Linked DNA regions of Homo sapiens: region 1 is linked to region 2. Evidence: chromatin loops called from intact Hi-C (ENCODE). Cell type or tissue: Caco-2. All regions are shown on one strand. Each heading gives the region's core, and the rest is flanking DNA. Links, peaks and the distances in the headings are about the cores only.

The links. Peaks named below come from ENCODE experiments on the same cell type or tissue, not always from the same donor. Only the 100,000 strongest peaks of a DNase experiment are listed, where the experiment ranks them.
Region 1: it touches region 2 in a loop (2.9-fold over the local background); 2 of 110 quality-filtered maps call a loop at or near these places.

Annotation. Positions count from the first base shown.
Region 1 is chr14:56,096,495-56,101,879 of GRCh38, reverse strand. It overlaps LOC105370513 (a long non-coding RNA gene), which reads left to right. Exons shown (of 3, transcript XR_943901.3): 2 at 3,049-3,260; 3 at 3,370-3,827. Among named protein-coding and RNA genes, the nearest start is that of PELI2, 19 kb to the left of the region's middle. In Caco-2, for the core only: no CTCF peak of the experiment used is centred there; DNase peaks (open chromatin) are centred at 2,619 and 3,612.
Region 2 is chr14:55,729,771-55,735,155 of GRCh38, reverse strand. No RefSeq gene overlaps it. Among named protein-coding and RNA genes, the nearest start is that of LINC00520, 64 kb to the left of the region's middle. In Caco-2, for the core only: a CTCF peak has its summit at 3,066 (motif pointing left); no DNase peak of the experiment used is centred there.

The DNA of each region.
Region 1 (5,385 bases), core at 257-5,256, 370 kb before region 2:
AAAGAAAGGTTTGAGACTACTTACAATCTCTTTCATCTTCACAAACTTCAAAAGTATCCCCAGCTTTTCCAATCTTTTCCCTGGAGTTTGATTTCCACTTGCCCGCACCTCACTTTAATTTAGGCCAGATAGTCATTACAAATGAAACTACCAGAAGCAACAAGAAATGTTCAAAGGATTTACCCTTGTTGTTTGGCTTCTCACATAGAACCTACAAGGTCAACGTTTACAAAATTATCCTCTAAAGATAATTTTTGGAAAGGAAATAGCAGATTTGGAGATAAAGATGTATTTTAGCAATAAAAAGTAAAGTATTAGGTACAAAGTCTGTGAGGCTAATTTTTATCATTTTTATTTTCAATATTCTCATGACAAGTAATCTAATCAGAAATATCTCCCTCCAAAGTCAGATTTCCTTGATAATTTTGGAAGATTCTTGTTCTAGATATGTCCATCATCTTCCCTTGTCCAAACTCTCTTCTTAGAGAACTTTTCCTGCTAAGGACTCTGAAGGAATATGACTCATGCCCTTGGTAAATGGACCAAGAGTGGGCAAATGATCCAGTCAGGACCATTCAAATCCTCTTTCAGAAATTTCAGAAATTGAAACATAGAGATTGGGTAAATTGACATTTTAGGCTTAAGAGCCATAAGGTCGAATAGAATTAATATTAGGATTGGCTTTATAGCATCCCAAAGTTAAATGCAGCTGAAGCTACAGGGAAGCAGATCCTAAAAGACCTATAGAAGTTTGTTTCCATAGGGAAGATGGAGCTGACCTGCAGAGAGAAGTGAAGACAATAAACTGAGAAAGACCAAGAGGAATTATCCGCCTGAAGAAATTTAAGTTCCCACCTGTCCCCAGCTGTATCATTAGATTCATAGGATTTTTTGACAGTTACAATACATTTATCTTTACTTCAACTAGCTTGTGTGTTTGTTTTTCTTATAATGAGATTAAGATAATTCTGTTTTTATGTGCATATTTTTAATCTGGATGAATACTGCATTTAGTAATGCCTCAAAAAATAGAAAGGAATGGCCTCCACCCACTCTGGTGCTCTCTGAAGGAAATTGAAGGCAAGCACCAAAGCATGCATATCTTAAGTATTTGCAAAGAACAGCAGTTTCATCCAGAATGGGATTTGATGAGTAACTTCTGTGACCAAGATGGAACTTAATAGAAAAGCTTTTCCTCGTAAGATGGATGGTTCAGTAACTGCAGTCACTCAGCAAATTATAGTAAGCGTCCACTGCATGTGCTAGGCACTGCGTGAGCAGTTCTGCAGCCCTCAAGGAGATTAGGTAAGTTCTAAGTAAGGTTCCCAGTAGGACAATGAGTAAATCACAGCTACTAGGTAATACACTCCAGCCCACTGAATGCTAAGGATGATTTCAAAAGGAAAGCACTGGGCCGGAGAGTTGAAGGGTTTGAGCCACACATAAAAAATTCAGCCCTTTCTTCCTTAAATTTCTCTGACATGGATTCCAAGTTTAAACAAATTCCTGTAAGCAAGTTTCTGAGACAATTCTGAACAAGTCGACAAAGATTTACTAAAATCTTACCATGTGCTAGGCAGTGAGCCTACACTAAGATGAAAAGGGCTTGGCACCTTGTCAAGGAGTTTTTGTGTTAGAAAGTGAACTAAGATAAACACATCCAAACGGCTTTTGAATCCTGATAAGAGATATCATTCACTCACTAGCTTCCTATGTGTATTGATGCCTGAATATTGCATTGGTGAATTCTGTACCTATCTAAAACCTTTGTGACTCTACCTGATCTCCCGTCATTAAATTCTATCCCATTAGGAACAGATGTGATTCCAAATAATGTCATTATAGCTTCCTAAGAGTAAAAATAACTGAAAACCCTCAACTTTCTCTCTGGACAAAGTCTAGGGAAGTCCACTGAATCTTAGCCTTGGAAAGCACAGTGTCAGACTTGAAGCAATGATAGATTTGGTGCCATTTTTGTCGTTGAAGAAAAGGACAAGCAGTATAACCCTCTGAGTCCACAGGTCATGAGCAAGTTAAAACATCAGTTGTCAGCCCAGGAAGCAAGTTGAAAGAGAGCTCTCTGGCGCAAGAGCTGAAGCTGTCAGTCACATTAACGGAATAAAAAGAGTGTACAAATATCCCTGGATTCCCAAATCAAATTGTCTCTTTCTTCCATGATAGATCAAGGAACTTTCTCAGAATCAGTTAAGGACCCAGCACAGCTGGGATTAGAGACTTACAGGAAGAAGCACGAGATCAGAAAATATTTAGACAGCATCTTGCAGATGCACAGTCCTGCCTAAGTGCTTCATAATCATAATGTTATGGTTGAGTGTCTATCAAATTATAGCTGAAGACAAAGCAAAGCACAGACCTTTTCAGAGCAGTTACTGCTTACTTAATGGTCTGATAGGGCAAAGGATACATTCTTGGAAATGTCAGGTATTCAGTAAGTCATAGTCTTAGAAAGAGAAAAAAGACAGTCCTTCCAGAATTCAGGCTTATTACCTAAGATAAAAGTCACAGTTCACGCCCAGCAGGAATTTACGAAGACAAACACAAATGTTGCACTATTAGTCCCCAAAGCTCCATAATCAAACAAGGGATTTCAGCTGCTCCGAATCATCCAGCCACATTCCTAAAATGCCATGTTATCAAGACTCGAAAGATTCCATAGTGAATTAATGTGAGCTAGGATTCAAGTGGACCCTGACACAAAAACCCTCAAGAGGAGGCAGACTGTAGCTATGGAAAGGGGAAAGAGCAGGTAGATTGAAGTCAGATGGATCTGACTTTAGATCTCAGGGCCAACATTTGACAGCTCTGTTCTTTGCTCAAGTTACTTAACATCTCTGAGCCTCAAGTCTGTCTTCTGTAAAATGACAGTAATAATACCTACCTCACAGGGTTACGGGGAGAATTAAGAAAGGTAATGTGTGATGCATAATACCTGACATGTGGTGGATAATCAATAAAGATCTGTCCCCTTTCCCTAGTATAGCCTAGAAGTAAATGTCACTTTATAGTTTGTGTTTCCTTATACTTAAGGTATCTTCATTGGACTGGAGAGGCACTATGGAGGAGTTAAAGCATACAGCAAATGGAACTGAATTGCCTGAGCTTGAAGCCTGGTTTCACTGCTCTCTAGCTGTATAACTGGGCTAGTTACTTAGCCTGTTTGTATCCCAGTTTCCACCGAGGCTGAATTGAATGAATATAGGTGAATGGTGTGGAACAGTGTCCAGCACATAGTGAGCACTGTAAGATTTAGTTACTATCATTATTACCATTGTTGTTACCTGCATCCTGGGTAAAATATATATGTGTCACCTGAAGCAATAACTCCCATCTCACGTTTATCTTTTACAGTGTGACCTGCCGCTTCTCCATCAACAGGTGGTGTCCCCTCACCTTGAATCTGCGTGGGCTTTTCACACCTTTGTTCAATACAGCATGGTGGAAGTAACTCTATGAGTTACAACACAACATTCAGCTTCTATCTGGTCTACCAGAACACATGCATTTGGAGCCCTGAGGCCACCATGCTTGTGAGGAGGCTGAGCCACATGGGGAGGCCACATGGAGGTGCTCTGGTCAGCAGCCCTACTCTACAAGCCACCTTTTTATCCCAGGTATGAGAGTGAAGCAGCCTCCAGGTATGAGGATTCCAGCCCCCAGCCGCTGAGTCACTCTCAGCTTTTAAGCCTTTCCATCTGAGAACTCAGATGTCCCAGAGCAGAATGAACACATCCTTTTTGTGCCCTATCCAAATTCCTGACCCACAGAATCTATGAGCTTATTAAAATGGTGGTTGTTTTAAGCTGCTATATCTTGGGAGAGTTTGTTGTTGGCAGTAGTATCTGGAACACTTTCTTTCAAGCAGAAAGGTACATTATTTGAACTTTCCTGGAGTTAACATGTGAAAAAAAATTATTTTTTGATGAACAAGAAATATGGCCCCCTTCATAATTATTCATGGGAATAACTTGAAAAGTAGGCATTTTAAATTATATTTTTCTTATATGAGTTGATGGGCAGGGCCCAGAACTGGTGTTTATATATTACGTGTCAAAAAGGCTTGCATGGTTCTCCTCTTCCAACATGTATACAGTTATCCATTACTTTTCTAGAATTGGAGTTCCCAAGAAGAAATTTTTTTTTTTTGTAACTGGAGCAACAAAAGTCTCTCTGGTGTTTCCCAACTCTGAAATAGAAATCATTTAGAAGTGTTCAGAGAGCCATATTCCATTATCGCTGGGCATGTTAAATAGCTAGTGGTCTCAGATTCAGAATTATTCATAGCAGTTTATTAAAGTGGTAAAAGGGTCTCTACTGATTTGTATTTCTATATGTATTCAAATCCCTCTTAGTAAGCTCGGCCACTCTCATCACAGTATCACTGTGGAGAGACCCATCTTATGTTTATAAAAAGGGAAAAATTGTGGCTAGGTATGCAAGACACCCAAAACAGGGTTTGCTCTGTGTTAATTAAGAACACGGAATTCCATTTCATAAGGGAAGATTTCCTGAAAACAACCATCTGTCGTGTGTGTGTGTGTGTGTGTGTGTGTGTGTGTGTGTGTGTGTTTTAAGCGATCCTGATTTCAAACCAGAAGTTCTAGTAAAAGCTGACCTGAAACATTTCCATATGTCAGCTTTCACTACCTTCTCACGGGCAGATCTATTCTGTCTGATCAGTGTTTTAGAGGACACGGGAGCAACGGTGCTAAGCAGTGACAGATTGTCCCTGTCACATGGTCTGAAAATTCCCTGGTCTCAGTTTTTAGGTTTTTGAGCCCTTCTTTCTTAGAAAAAGACTTCTTTTTACCAGGTTCCCTCTCCACTTCTCTCTCCTGTGCAAACAGCTTACCCCTGTCACCCTCCAGGCGTTCTACAGCACGGGCTTTGCAGTTAGACACCTGGATTTATTTAATTCTTGGATTCTCTACGTACCAGCAATATGCCTTTGGGCAAATTGCCTAAATTCTCTGATCATCATTTCTTAACCTGAACAGAGGAGGCAATGATCTCCCTAACTTGCAAGATTCTTGTGAGAATTAAAGAAATAATGCCTCCTCAGCACCTAGAACAGTGCTTAGAATGTTCACTACCCATTAGCTATTCTTTAGAATAAATGAATGTATAGCATAGATCTTAGAACAGGCAAGAGCTTTAGAGTCCAGGCCCCGCTTTCTAAAATGACCTCTGGGGCCAGGCACAGTGATTCACTCCTGTAATCCCAGCATTTTGGGAGGCCAAGGCAGACAGATCACTTGAGGCTAGGAGTTCAAGACCAGCCTGAGCAATATGGTGAAACCCCATCTCTACAAAAAAATAATAAAAATTAGCCGGTCATGGTGGTACATGCCTGTAACCCCAGCTACT
Region 2 (5,385 bases), core at 315-5,314:
ATTTTAATTACTTTTTTTTGTTTTCTAAATTTCTATCTCTTGTTCAAATCTGCCTGTTCTTTTTTATAAGGTCTTGTTTTGCTGTATGGATTCTATTTTCCCTTTATTCCTCTGAGTGTTTTAAACATTTATTTTTAAGTTCATTTCACATCACTCTATTATCTGTGATTCCTCTGGGATACTAACTGGTCACCAGGGGAAGTGACCAGCAAACAGCTGAGCCTCACCATATCCCACCACAGACCAACTGGGAGCAGGAGAGTGTGGGGCCTGGCTCCTGCTGCTGAAGCTTCCATCTGCAGGAAGGAAAAAGAATTTCTCTTCTTAATAGTTTGAAAACTAGTCTATGTAATATCTCTTTGGCCATGTCACTTTAATACATAAATCAAAATTTGTAATATCTTTTATCACAAAACAAGCACAAGTAAAGAGTAGCAGTTATTAGCTTATCAAGATGGCTGACACCTCCCAGCTCATACAGATGGTGTTGCACCCTCTGCTTCAACAGGCTCAGTGACTGGGAGACCTCCCTCCAACTCAAAGCACCTATTCTGGGAGGTGCTTAACATCCTTGAGCCTCAATTTCATCATCTATGAAAAAGAGCTAATAATGCCTACCTTACAGAAATGTTATGAAATTTCATTAAAATAATATAAATAACAGTGCTTGACCCAAAGTAGGTACTCAACAAATATTTCCATACGGAAGCACAATCTGATGTCTGTGTCTTATTACTGATGTCACAATCTCATTAAAAATGTCTTATTTATCTTGAACTAAAGATATGTTCTAATTCTGCCCTGTTGACTATGTAGAATGGGTCTAATTCTTCTTCCAAGAAGCTCTCAAATACATGAGGGTGATGTGTCATGCCCTCTTCACCAAACTTTCTCTTCTCTAACCAAATGCCCCCAAGTTCCTCCAACTAAACAAGAATTTCTTGTCTCAAAAGTAACTAGAAGCTCTTGGGCTCTAGTGGCTCCCAAGACGGAGCTCAGCACCAATAACACACCCTTTGCCCCTGGGGATCCCAAACTTGATCTTGTGGATATGGGTAAAGTTCATGATCAGCCAAATGCTTTCTTCATTATACAAAATTCAGGGGAGTGTCTCCATATCCTCTCCCCATTCCCAACACTGATGGCAAACCCTGTTTTGTTTCAAGGAGCCTGTTTTAGGATGAATATGCTCTTCACCATTGAAATCCAGTTCTGAACCTTTGAAGTGACATTTATTGTGGTTTTAGGAAAGGTTCACTGGAGGTGAGAAGTGACAGCTCTGGGTGATAAATCAAATGCAGCTCAGTTTTAATTTAAGGGAAAACCATCATCAAGTCAGCATGGCTCAGGCATCAGCCAGCCCTGGCTGGCAGCTTGTGATTTCTTATGTAAATGGTAAAGAGAACATTGAACGGTGACAATTTCTTCAGCTGCTAGGATGAGCCGTCAGCTTCTGTTCTCTGCTTAAACTTGACATCTTAAACTTCTGGTTAGAGGAGAGTCATGTTAACAAAAACGTTTCAGGACTAATCATAATCATAAAGCCTTTCTTAGAAACAACGGTACTTATACAGCATGTTACACAACACACCTGGTCTGTTTTGCTTCTTCAAAGCAGAATAGTCTAGCTTGGGATAGTCTAGCACTGCCTGTCCAACACAGTAGCCAGTAGCCACATGTGGCCACTAAGTGTTTGAGATCTCGCTAGTTTACATTAAGCTGTGCTAAAATAGAAGTATAAAATATGACACAGAATTTCAAAGATTTCATACAAAAAATGTAAAATATCTTACTCATAATCTTTTATGTTGATTTTATGTTGAAATGATAATATTTTGGATATAATAGATTAACTACTTATTAAAAAGTAATTTCACCTGTTTCTTACTGATGTCACAGTCTCATTAAACATTTTTCCATTGTGGCTGATAGAAAACTTTAAATTACACATGTGGCTCACATTTGTGGCTACCATTATGTTTCTAGTGGACAATGCTGGTCTGAAAGGCAAGGCAGGGAGCTGGAAATCCCATGTTTCTCTAGCTCATCCTCTCGGTGCAGACTCAGAAACAAAGGAGCTTACCATCAGAAGCTATCACGGGTTTTACTGTTTCTTTGTTGGTTAGACTAGAGCAGTGGTCCTCAAACTTCAGTGAACATAAGTGCTATGGACTGAATTGTGTCCTGCCCTGCCCCCCTCAAATTCACATATTGATGCTCTAAATTCCCCCATGTGATTGTTTCGGAGATAAGGCCTTTAAGGAGGGGATTAAAGTTAAATGAATCATAAGGGTGGGGCCCTGATCCAATAGAACTTGTGTCCTTATAAGAAGAGGAAGAGGCCAGGAGCCGTGGCTCAGGTCTATAATCCCAACTCTTTGGGAGGTCAAGGAAGGCAGATCACTTGAGGTCAGGAGTTTGAAACCAGCCTGGCCAACATGGTGAAACTCTGTCTCCACAAAAAATACAAAAATTAGCCAAGCGTGGTGGCATGTGCCTGTAATCCCAACTACTCCAGAGGCTGAGGCATGAGAATCGCCTGAACCTGGGAAGCAGAGGTTGCAGTGAGCTGAGATTGCACCACTGAACTCCAGTCTGGGTAGAGCTTCTCTCCCCAATATATGAGGACACAGCGAGAAGGTGGCCATCTGCCAGCCAGAGGAGAGCCCCCACCAGGAACTGAGCCTTGCAGGAACCTTGATCTTGGACTTTCAGCTTCCAGAACTGAAAAAATAGATGTCTGTTGTTTATGCCACCCAGTCTGTGGTACTTTGTTATGGCAGCCTGAGCAGACTAAGACCATAAGCATCACCTGGTGAATTTGTCAAACACACAAATTCCCAGACCCTCTTCCTGAGAAATACTGATTTTATTGATGTGGGATAGGCCTGGGAATTCACTTTTCTTTAGCAAGCATTGTAGGTACATATATGTGGACCATACTTTGAGATACCCTGGACTACAAGAAACATAATTATCTGGACTCCTTTGGCACTGTTGCCGGCCTGAATTGGACCCCCAATTCTGCCACTCCAGCAGTAGTAGCCAAATTAGTTTGATCATGGGCGCCCCCTTTTGGTAAAGCATTTTTGAGCATGCAACTCACCACACAGCTATACTTAACTGATAAATTACATATGCCCAACTGTAAATCATATACTAAATATTAGTAAAGATTTTTTACATAAAAATAAATACAGAAAAGGAGTTATGCTGTTTTCTTTCTGGGTCCCAGTGGGCCATCTTTAACCTGTGGAAGTCTCTCACTGAACACAAATTACACAGCTTCATATTTCCTTGCCTTTGCATGAGTTCCCATCTGCAATCTGTGCAGTGAGAAAATGCCTATTTATGCCTCAGGATTCAGCTCATAAATCCCTGTGCAGCTCTTTATTCCCCCTCCGTCTCCCACAGGTGGAGTTATTCCTTCTGCCCCTCTGTGCAGCACCTCTGTACTAATGTCACCTCTACTGACTTATCACATTGAATTGTAAGTATTTGTTTAACGTTTCCATTCCTTAAGGACTGTGCTTTATGTATCTCTGTTTCACCTGGGCCTTACACACAGTTCCTGGTACATAATGTTTTGTGTTTCTTTGGTTGGTTTGGTTGGGTTTTGTTTTTTTTCTTTTTTCTTTTCTGTTTGTAACAGGAACAAACCAATGAATGTAAGTGCAATTAACCGATACTTGAAGCAAGCCACCGCCCTTCTATGCACAAGCAAAATCACCCCAGTGCATGTGAAAAATAACCCACATTAAAGGGTGCAGTGCAAAAAGCTATCTAAAGACATACTGGGTTTTAAGTTTGAGTTTACAAAAACATGTATAATTCACACAAGAGCTGAGGATGAAAGCAAACAGCTTAAGCAGCCAACAGCATAAGGAGCAGAGAAGAAGGATTTTTTTTTAACTGATCTTTTTTAATTGTTTAATTGTCTTAAGATCAGGATCCCCTGGCAAAGTCACAATGGATGGTTTGTGAGAGGTCTCAGTACATCTTTGTGAGGCAGGACAAAGATGGATGGGGAACAAGAAAGCTTTTAAGGGCATTACAATTTATTATCTATATCCAGGTCTGCACTGCACAAAATGAAGGAATCATCTGGTCCAAACTCAAAAAATTGTGGCTAAGAGTATCACCTTTTGGAAACACAGACCTGGCTTAGGGTGTATAATAGCAGTGTCCTTCCTCTGCAAGGTCTAAACAGCCTCATTACTTAGGAAATTGTCTTCCCTGTTCCTTCACATATCTCTTACTATCTCAGTCTGTGCTTCTCCTGTGGATTATAAAGGGCTGCCCAGGCTGGAAGAATTTACTGGCACCCTCTCACATGTGCTAGGGTGCAGGCTGATGAAACAAATGCTTTGTCACTTCCCTGTTTACACAAAAGCTTTTTCTCTCAGCAGGAACTTGAAAGAAACTAAGGTGAACATAATCAGTTTATCTTCTTAGACCCACTTAAAAGGATTGACCCTGTGATATACTGGAAAGCAAAATACAAGTCTGTTTATAAATGGCTTTTTAAGGTGATTAACAAGTAACATTAGCAGGTAGAAAGATTTCCATACTGTTTCCCCAAGAGTAGGGTTGCCAAATGTTGCAAATAAAAATATGGAATGCCAGTTAAATTTGAACAGCAGATAGATAATGAATAATTTTGGGGTATAAATATGTCCAAATATTGCGTGCACCCTAAATTTTATCAGGCAACACTACCTCAAAGGGAAAAGGCTGTACATAACCCTTGTGGGGAGAATGTCTTCCCATTGGCTGAAAGGTATATATTAATAAAAACATAGGCCCGAAAGTTGAGATATCTGAGTTCTCTTCTAGATTAGTTTTTCATTAATTCATCAATTCTTCATCCCTAACAGTCTAGTGCCATGTACTAGGTTAATTCCTTAATAATAAAAAAAAAAAAGTTGCTGGAGAGAAACATGGTCCCTGACTTCTTTCAGCTTATAATCCAATGGTGTGACCCTTAGCCTGCCTGTGCCCCATTTTGCCAGCTGTAGAATGAAGCGGTTGATCACCTTGGGTTTATGTTTTGCAGAGTGTATTCTATACTAATAGATATTCCATCAAAGAAGGTTTTTGTGACAAAAAATATAATAAACATTGAGTTAAAAAGTTAATAGCATTTTACTGTAAGTCTTGTCAACATTTTAATGAGCTAATCATCATCATGACCCCTAGATGGTGACTTACTGCAGAACCATCCCTTCGAGGAGCCACTCTGGGGACTAGTGTTCTATGGAACACACTTTGGGAAATGCTGCCCTAAGCCAAGAACTAAAATTCTTTGTAAGTCTGTACTTGCCTTCTTTCCCTTCTCTGCCTAAAATGTTCTTCATCCTTAAAGAGCCAGCCCATATGTTTCCT